Regions from separate parts of the Homo sapiens genome. Here regions 2 and 3 are each linked to region 1. The links are chromatin contacts, found by Hi-C or POLR2A ChIA-PET in ENCODE. All regions are on one chromosome and are shown on one strand. Each heading gives the region's core, a stretch centred on a gene start or an enhancer-like site at or near the end of the contact. The rest is flanking DNA. Distances are from core to core; before and after follow the strand shown.

Region 1 (3,380 bases), core at 65-2,564:
GTTCTGGGAATAGGCTGGGTGTGGTGGCTCACACCTGTAATCCCAGCACTTTGGGAGGCTGAGGTGGGCAGATCACCTGAGGTCAGGAGATCGAGACCAGCCTGGCCAATATGGGGAAACCCCATCTCTACTAAAAATACACACACAAAAAAAATTAGCTGGGTGTGGTGGTGGGCACCTATAATCCAAGCTACTTGGGAAACTGAGGTGGAAGAATCGCTTGAAACTGGGAGGCAGAAGTTGCAGTGAACTGAGATCTCACCACTGTACCCCAGCCCGGGTGCCTCAGAGTGAGACTTGGTCTCAAAACAACAACAACAACAACAACAACAACAACAACAACAACAAAACAAAGTTCTGGGAATACATTTATGAATGAAACAAAGTCACAGTGTTTCTGCATCTTATAGCAGGAAGAGACACACAATATGCAAATAAATGAATAAATATAAATCAATGAAAAATGCTATAAAGTAAAAAAAAAAAAGCAAGGTATAGGGTCATAGAATGACTGGGGGATTGAGGAGAGAGGCAGAGAACAAGTTCCAACATCAGTGCAAAATTCTTGACACCAAGGGCTTACTATAGAGATGTTAAGTTCCCATCATTTTAGAAAAGAATTCCACTTTGTGGATTTCACAAAATGGAATGGAGGAGGTAGTAGTTGGGTTTTAAGGTTGAGGAAGATTTCAGTAGGAAAGGTCTTAAAACTAGAGAAGAAAAGGCATATAGACATGAAGATCCCCAAGTATGTGTATGTGTTATTTCTGATAAAGTGCCTTATTGTCCACATTTGTCAGACCATATTTGTATTCTGTTTTTGAGTAAGGGGTTGTTAATATCACTTAGAGCTTTGGTCTAAAGCTAGGAAGCATTCTCTCCAGTGAATGAGCAAATTGCCTCTGTATCTTTTTATACTTCAGCCAGCCTTGAATGTTTGGGCCAAACTGTTGACCCAGGAAACTGGACCACCAGGCAGGCTCTCAATAATCAAGTTTTATCTGTATTTCCTCTGTAACTATCCTTTTCTCTCTTTAAAAAAAAAAAAAAAAAATTGGCTGCTCTTCTAGTAGAACGAAGCCCTCCTTGATTGCCAGAGATATTTGCCTAGCTTATTTTAATAAAATTAATTTGCTAGGTTAGAATTTCCAAGACAAACTCAGCTTGAGGGAAAAAAAAGGAGGGGGAGGAAGGGGAGCAAGGAGGGAAGAGAGGGCAGGAGAGGGCAGGGATACCTTTGGCTTGCCACAGGATGCGCAGACTCTCTCACCAAAGGAAAAGCAAACAAACAGGCCCACTGCCTGAATCATGGGTGTAAACCAGGGCTGTTTCAGACAGCAGGGAATTCCTAAATGCTGACTGGTGTGGCTAACCTACATGAGTGTGCTAAATAGCAGTGCTAATCTTAATTTTCAGTTCTTTTACATTTTATTTTTTTCTTACGGATTTTTTGTTTGTTTGTTTCCTTAAGAACAAAGAGCAGATTTTTTGTCTTATCCTTGTCCTTCCCCTTCTCTGTGCAAATGTCTAATTTCCACTGTTTAAACTTTCCCTTTTCAGGAGCAAGAAGCTGTCTTCCAGCTTTCTCCTTGATCAAACTTCTGTCTCTTCCTGCCCCCGTTACATTTTTGAAAGTATTATCTACTCATATTTCCTCCATTGCCTTATTGCTTATCATTTGCAATCCAGTTCTTCTAGCAATCTGGTTTCTGCTTTCATTAGTCTACTGAAATTATTTTCTCCAAATGTCAAACTTTGCCAACTTGCTAATTTGGATTTCCTGCTCAGAGTTCCTTTTCTTTTTGACCTTTGCATCATCTGAGACCCTATCCACCTCTCTACTTCTAGGTGTATTATATTCCTTTGATTTTTAAAAATCTAGGTATGCATTTAGTAAAATTACTTGTTTTTTTTTTCTCTTACTCCAAAAGTAAACTTTTTTTTGAGACTTCATTATTGAACTTCTTATATTTTCTCTCCTTTGGCATTTTTTTTTCCTGTCTTAGTAGCTCACCTTTCTCTAGAACTGTAGGTCCAAATCTCCAACTACCTGATGAATATTTCCATCTGTGTTGTCTCATCAGTTCCTCATTTTCGCACATCAAGGGTGCATTCCGTCGTCTTCCTCTGATACAGTCAATCAGAGTATCTAAACAAAATTCCCACGATTAATGTATTTCTTTCAAGCAATATAGATGAAAAATGATACATGAAAATAAGATATTCAGGGTGCTTCAATTGCTAGTGCTTTTCATTTTAACTGTTTCTCTGGTAATATTTTAAAGAGAGTTTGGTACAATTTTTTTTTTTTTTTTTTGAGATGGAGTCTCGCACTGTCGCCTGGGCTGGAGTGCAGTGATGCTATCTTGGCTCACTGCAACCTCCGCCTCCTGGGTTCAAGTGATTCTCCTGCCTCAGCCTACTGAGTATGCGGGATTACAGGTGCCTGCCACCAGGCCTGGCTAATTTTTTTTTTTTTGTACGTTTAGTAGAGATGGGATTTCACTATGTTGGCCAGGCTAGTCTCGAACTCCTGACCTCGTGATCCACCCGCCACGGCCTCCCAAAGTGTTGGGATTACAGGTGTGAGCCACCGCACCCCGCCCGCAATCCACCGTGCCGGGTCTGGTACACTTTTATGAGTGAATTGGCACATTTTATAATTGAACATAAGAATTCAAGAGAGTTTGAAACATACCCCTAGCAGATCCTTTAGAAGAGCTAGTCTATTTTCACAGTTATCATTCTCTTATGGAACCTTACCACACTTCTTTACATGCTAAATTTCTAAGTTCCAAGTTGTCTTAACCTGAAAAATATTTTATTTTTTCTTGTACGTTCTTTTGTGAGTATCACAGTTCTCTATCCAGGCTGGGACAATGATGTATTTAAATAATGAATGTTAAAAAAAAATCCCCATTAGCTTTCCCATCTCACCGTCCACCTGATACTCTATTGCACAAACACCAGGATTAGAAATTGTTTTTCCTCCCACGTCTCCAGCTGCAACCCCGCCAGGCACTGAGTGAGGCTTGTGCAGCTTGTCACAGGCAGAGTTTCCTGTCAATAGCAAAAAGGAAGTGGTGCTTTTGGATGAACCTTCATTGTCCAGGGCTGGAACAGTGATCACCAGGCAGTGATAAGGGCGCTTTTTAATCTACAGGATCTGCACGAATCTAACTAACCTTGTTAGGGAGAAGAGGAAAGAAAGGGCGGTCACAAATTGTGTTGGGAACACTCTTTCCTCAGCCTCTTATATCCCAGCAACCAAAAGAATCTAAAACACACTATTTTTTAGTCAGAATGTTTATCTTGCCAAGGCTTTAGATCTTGTTGCTTTGCAAAGTGAATATAAAATTACATCATGTCATCAATTACCA
Region 2 (2,899 bases), core at 103-2,602, 48 kb before region 1:
TGGAAAGGAATGGGATAAATGGAATTTTAAGAAGTGTTGCTGTAGGCAACGATTGGACAACCTTTAATATCTTTCAAAAATGCAAACAAATATTGAAATTTCTTTGTGTAACTGCATCATGTTTTGTTTTGTTTTTGTTTTTTGACTTTGTATTCTTCATCTCCAACTCGGAATCAGCCACGTCTCCAAAAATTCATGTGTACTCTTAGTGAATAATGGTACTTTGAAACTGAGATCTGGGTTCTAGATGTGCTATGCTACTGGAATGTCCTTGCTCTTTGCCCCTTCAGCATATACCTACGCTGAGTATTCTAGTGTGCCATAATAAAAGGATGATGCAAGGTACTTAAACTTGTCTTTTGGCTTTGGCATAATGTAGAGTGAGGAAAAGAGAAGTTGTTTTAAATATATGACTTATGACTTATGTATGCTGTTTATTTGTATCTTTCTATAGCTGTGCTGTCCAAAATGGCAGCCACAGCCACATATGGCTATCTAAATTTAAAATAAAAGTTCAGTCCCTCAGTTATACTAACCATATTCCAAGTACTCAGTTATGACATGTGGCAAGAGGCTACTGTACTGGGTAGAGAGTAATAGAATATTTCCATCATCAGAGAAAGCTCTATTGGATAGCACAGTTCGACAGAATGCTGCCTCGTAAGGCAGACAAGTATATTTATTGGGAATTGTGTTTGTTCAGCTGGTCTTCGGAAATCCACAGGTATAGAATTATCACCAACCAGAGCCTTAATTCAACAGACACTGATGTGTATCTTCTTTTGTCACATTGGCTATTTTTCCCATTCATATGACATACTATATAGATCACTGCTTTGTTCCTGTGAAATATCCCTGTGGTTTTAAAGACCCTAATAGTTTGAATGACTTCCACTTATTGCAGACTTCACTATGTTCCAGGCGCTGTGCTAAGCACTTTATTTGCACTATCTCACTTAATCTTTATAACAACTTTATGTTTTAGATTCAATTAGTATTTTATTTAATCTTTACCTCATTTATAACAACTTATAACAACTTTATGTCATATGTACTATTAATATCTCAATTTTACACGTGGGAAAAGCAACATGGAGAAGCTAGGTCACTGGTTCACAGTCCCACAATAGGTGAGGAGTGAAGCCAGAATTAATTGTGGAAGAGTAAAGGTAGTGGAAGAATATGTATTTTTGATACTCCCTATGGGAAGCTTTCCAAATACTAAAACTTGGAAAAGGCATTGTTTTACTTTCATGAACAGAAATGCACCACAAAAAATTACACAGGCATTAGTCACACCTTTTTAGATTTCAGTTATGCATCATGCCTTAGTCACACAAATTCCTGATCTGGGAGTGTTTGTGGAAAAATGTTTATGCCCCCTCCCTCCTTCACCTCTCTCAGATACCAAACTTCCTTTCAAATTCCCAGCTTCTCAATAACAGAGTATCTTCCTAATTCTGGCTCAGCATCACTTTCCACACCTAGGACCCCAACACACATTCTTTACTCTTTTAACAATATAATAAAAAACTATTTAAAGATAATTTACATGTTAATGTCTCATACTAAATATGCATATCCATGTTTTAAAATTGTTTATTCTAAATAGAAGAATTTCTTGGGCAAATGTATATATTCTTTCCTTTAGAAGGTTTCACATTTTTTATTGGCATGTATTGATTTTACTTTTTGCATTGACTGTTCCTCTACCATTACACTTTCTTGTACTCCTTAACATTATATAAAAAGTATTTCAATGGTTTCTGAGCTCTTACATTTAACAGTGGAGTAGAGGTTTTCTTTCCTAAAGAAGTGACCCATCCGGGCCGGGTGCGATGGCTCACGCCTGTAATCCCAGCACTCTGGAAGGCCGAGGCGGGCGGATCGCGAGGTCAGGAGATAGAGACCATCCTGGCTAACACGGTGAAAGCCAGTCTCTGCTAAAAAATAGCTGGGCATGATGGCGGCCGCCTGTAGTCCCAGCTACTCCGGAGGCTGAGGCAGGGGAATGGCGTGAACCCTGGAGGCGGAGCTTGCAGTGAGCCGAGATCGCGCCACTGCACTCCGGCCTGGGCGACAGAGCGAGACTCCGTCTCAAAAAAAAAAAAAAAAAGAAAAAAAGAAGTGACCCATCCGTGAGGAAGCATAGTGGTCAGAGTCCTGAAGCTCAGCGCACAGAATCACTTTCTTGCTGTTTTCTACCCTTCAAATATTGCACTTTCTCCCTATCATAAAATCTGCCTTGGTGGCATCACCAGCTCAGGCTTCATCAGACCTGTTTGGAAACAGGTTAGACTGAACTGACTGCCTAAAGCTCCTTCAGATCTATATTTGTAATAAAGATTAACGTCTGAAAAACATATTTTGCCCAGCAAAGGCAAGCATCACAATATTATTGTGACATGTTTTTTCTTAGATGTTGAAGAAAAAAAGTTTTAAAAGATCCAGAAAGATATTTATAAAAAGAATTTAATAAAATTTCAGAGAATACTAAAAAAATTAGGCATAGTTAGAAATAAAAGTAAAAGAACAAAGATTTTACTGTGGCCTTTGGCCTCAACTAAAAAAAGTGAACTTGCCCTCTTCAAAATGCTCTTCACTTATTATATAGTCGTCATATAAAAGAAAAAAGACTGCAGGGAGATTCCATAGGTTCAAATCACTGAACTCTATATTTAGAGACAAAAACAGGAGAACTCTCATAATTCCAACACGAACCAGAAGTACAATAGTTTTAGAATCACCCAAATTTCCTTTGATATTCAGCTACACGGAGATCTGAAAGAATTTTCCGATCTTACTTATTTTGGAGCTGCAGCTGGATAATTAAACACATGTGGCAGAAACAGGAAGGCCTCATTTCCTCAACATTTTCCCACTCTGCTCTTTAAAGGGA
Region 3 (3,136 bases), core at 472-2,971, 42 kb after region 1:
TTAGTCGCTCCTCTAAATTATTATAGATGATCATTTTCTGCTCTTGATAGCAAATATAACAATAAGAAAAAATTGGATAATAAATTTTCATATGACTCAAAACACAGCCCCGTTGTTAAATAATATTGCTTCAGAATAGATTTTCTTGCAAAGAAAATGTTCTGTACAAATTCTTTAAAGAAGTCTTTCAAGTGGATTTTTTTTAAATGATGCCACCGCCCACTACTTACAAAGAAAGTCTTGAAGGGGAGCAGCAACCCCTCAGGCCATTTCTATCAAAGAGATGTACAATCAGTACCAGCAACACAAAAATGCTCCTGTAATTGCACCCAAACTATTTTTTGTACCTAACAAATTTTTGTCTTCAAACTGCAGTTGTATGGCTGTGTTTCCGTTCTGTTTGTTTTACCACTTCCCTTTGAAATATTTTGCATCATCCTGGAGATTTTCCCAAGTTGTGGTCTGCTCGCTGGAGGGCTGCGCTCCTCTGATTTGCAGCATGAAGTTGTGTTGCCATGGCAGGGGTTGTTTACCATAGGGGAACACTTAACAGGATGGGCACCTCCCACAGCCATTCCAAACTCCTTTCCTCCTCTTCTCTACTCGCTTAGATATTCTGAGACAGCAGCCCAGATATGGCTTTCTCTAATCGTAAACTACATTCCCGGAGCGTGAACTTGACTTTGCTATGCTTTCGAGATAGGGAAATGTTTGGCTCTGTTTATTCCTCTCAAACTGGGCAGTGTCCTCTTGACTGTTATGACTAATCCACTTGTCATGGCTGGAATCTCCTAACAATTCTTTCCCTCAGGTAAATCACATCGCTCAGACTTGTGAAGCAAAAATGCCACTGAGACCAAAGGGTGACCTTGTGGTGGTCGCAGCCTGTTCACCTGACAGAGGTCTCTGTTGCCCAGGAGGACTTTTTATTTTTCCAATAAAAGGAAAGCTTAGTCAGAACCTGACAAGTCTTGCTCCCTCACATTCCTGCAGAGGAACCAGCCTGGGGAGAGATAAGAGCCGTGGGTTGACACCCTGATTATGCTTACCTTCTTATTTGTTAAATGTGGAAATTGACTTCATCCAATTAATAAGAGCAGGAAACAGTTTTTGTTTTGTCTTTGTAGGAAAACATGAAGTAACAGTTTTATCTCAATTTGTCAGGCATTGCCCAAGAGACTACAGCCATGTGGGCCAGTGGCCAAAAAATTGCTCTAAGGCCCAAGTATTAACACCCAGATATAAAAAGAATGCTAATTGGTTTTCCAGCTGAAAAATAATAAGGGATTTGCTGCCAAAAATGCTGTATGGCCTGAAAACCCCAAGTTTATACAATAGGGCCTGATTACAATCTGGGGGCTCCATTTGTGCTCCTATGAAGAGCTAAACAAAGGGAGGTGTTTCGCTCCTCTGTCTTTGTAGAAAGCTCCGCTCCAGATCTCAGCCTGGTGGAACACCAGGCTTCCCACAGTCTTCCTGCCAAATCCCCAAGTTTTTTCCTGGCTGCCATTCAGGAAAGTACAGCTTCGTCTGTAGGATGGAAAGTTAAAAAGGCCTTGCTTGGATACGCTGAAATATATACAAACACTGCCTGACGTATGGAGTAGGCTGCTGCCGCTGGCATCTTAGTAGAAAGAATGTGAAATTTTTAAAAGTCATTTTGGGTACGTGATTGAGATGTTAGCTGGAAGAAGAAACTTTTTTTGTTTGTTTGTTTTAGAAAAATGAAAATTCAGCATTCCCCTTAATCTTAACAGTTATCTTACCTTAGTTGTCTCATTGGTAAAATGTCAACTAACCTCCAAGATCCCATTTAGTTTGGGCTGTCTGTAACTTGAGGGCCGGGTATAGCGTATGCAGAAAATACAGGCTGTCTACTGAATATCTTTGAAAAGGTCCCTGGAAGTGAGTTGGGATGAAAGTCAAAGTCTGGAGCACTGGCATGGTACAGTCCTAGGCTGGTGTGCTGATGTGTATTGGCTGGGTGCCAGCCTGCCTGTGACTTCACACTACAATTCCAGGTCTGTATCACTTATGGGAATGGGCCTGAATTAAAATGATTGCATAATACTTACAACTCTGTTCTCTTTATTTCCAGCTGATGGTAAATATTATGGCAAATTTCACAGCATTTAATTAATCTTACCCATAATGTTTTTAAGTTGTAGTTAATACTAAAATACACTACCTTTTCACCAATCATGGTCATAGACTATTATCCTAGTCACGTATGTAATTATGCAACTAAGTTAAAGAGTTTTTTTTAAAAAAAGAATTACTTTGAAAAATGAAGTAAAATGTATTCTCAACAGCCAACTTCTGCCAAAATATGCGAAGAATAAAACAGGCCATAAGAATCCATTGATGTGTACAAAATTATTTTTTTGACAGAAACAGGCAAGCAACTATGTTTGTTGCTATCAATGCTTTTCTCTTGTTTATTACTTTTTGTTTGTTATTATTAATGTGTTTTCCCTTAAAGTAGTGAGGCAACATGGAACGTATGTAAGAGTTTATGGGCAGGGAGCAGTGGCTCACACCTGTAATTCCAGCACTTTGGGAGGCCAAGATGGACAGATCACCTGAGGTCAGGAGTTCGAGACTAGCCTGGAAAATATGGTGAAACACCATTACTCCTGAAAATACAAAATTTAGCTGGGCGTGGTGTCGGGCGCCTGTAATCCCAGCTACTTAGGAGGCTGAGGCAGGAGAATTGCTTGAACCCGGGAGGCGGACGCTGCAGTGAGCTGAGATCGCGCCACTGCACTCCAGCCTGGGCGACAAGAGCGCAACTCTGTCTCAAAATTAAAAAAATATATATATATATAAAAGAGTTTAGGAAGCATTTCTTAAAACCTGCTGGGTCTCAGGACTTTTTACCTGTAGGATACGTCAAGAAGTAGAAGGAGCATGGAGCTAGTGTTGCTGAGCTTTCATTAGGTTCACTCCACCAGGTTAAATTAATTTTCTGGCGTCCCACATCCTTCTGTGTAGACTCCAGTCTCCTTGGGCACACTCCTGCCTCTGTGATTTTGTACTACTCTTTCCTTCACCCGGAGTGAGGGAGCTCCCTTCTTTCCATTTTTTGGGATTCAGTTCAATCCCCACATGATTTGTGAAACCTCCTCAGACCACT

What was found. Hi-C counts contacts between places; a loop is a spot of excess contacts on that map. ChIA-PET counts read pairs that join two places held with the same protein, here RNA polymerase II (POLR2A). Pooled maps may share reads with other maps.
Region 2: a map of PC-9 shows a loop between it and region 1 (5-fold over the local background). The contact joins two enhancer-like sites. A Hi-C loop is called at or near these places in 6 of 168 maps with a recorded cell type or tissue (PC-9, Right ventricle myocardium inferior, cardiac septum and 3 more) and 5 of 50 pooled maps. POLR2A ChIA-PET finds 5 or more read pairs at or near these places in 1 of 52 experiments (PC-9).
Region 3: a map of endothelial cell of umbilical vein shows a loop between it and region 1 (5-fold over the local background). The contact joins two enhancer-like sites. A Hi-C loop is called at or near these places in 17 of 168 maps with a recorded cell type or tissue (MCF 10A, PC-3, PC-9 and 9 more) and 13 of 50 pooled maps. POLR2A ChIA-PET finds 5 or more read pairs at or near these places in 3 of 52 experiments (AG04450, MCF 10A and endothelial cell of umbilical vein).

Annotation. Positions count from the first base shown.
Region 1 is chr7:116,393,530-116,396,909 of GRCh38, reverse strand. No RefSeq gene overlaps it. Among named protein-coding and RNA genes, the nearest start is that of CAV2-DT, 100 kb to the left of the region's middle. Within about 2 kb of position 1,314, at least 11 of the 41 ENCODE cell types and tissues checked have a DNase peak (open chromatin) inside an H3K27ac peak, as active enhancers do; they include PC-3, PC-9, endothelial cell of umbilical vein and 1 more, where a contact is called at or near this core.
Region 2 is chr7:116,441,669-116,444,567 of GRCh38, reverse strand. All of the region lies in intron 1 of CAV2-DT (CAV2 divergent transcript), which reads left to right. Among named protein-coding and RNA genes, the nearest start is that of CAV2-DT, 56 kb to the left of the region's middle. RefSeq lists an enhancer at 891-2,090. Within about 2 kb of position 1,352, at least 10 of the 41 ENCODE cell types and tissues checked have a DNase peak (open chromatin) inside an H3K27ac peak, as active enhancers do; they include PC-9, endothelial cell of umbilical vein and mammary epithelial cell, where a contact is called at or near this core.
Region 3 is chr7:116,352,681-116,355,816 of GRCh38, reverse strand. No RefSeq gene overlaps it. Among named protein-coding and RNA genes, the nearest start is that of TES, 140 kb to the right of the region's middle. RefSeq lists an enhancer at 1-2,208. Within about 2 kb of position 1,721, at least 31 of the 41 ENCODE cell types and tissues checked have a DNase peak (open chromatin) inside an H3K27ac peak, as active enhancers do; they include PC-3, PC-9, endothelial cell of umbilical vein and 1 more, where a contact is called at or near this core.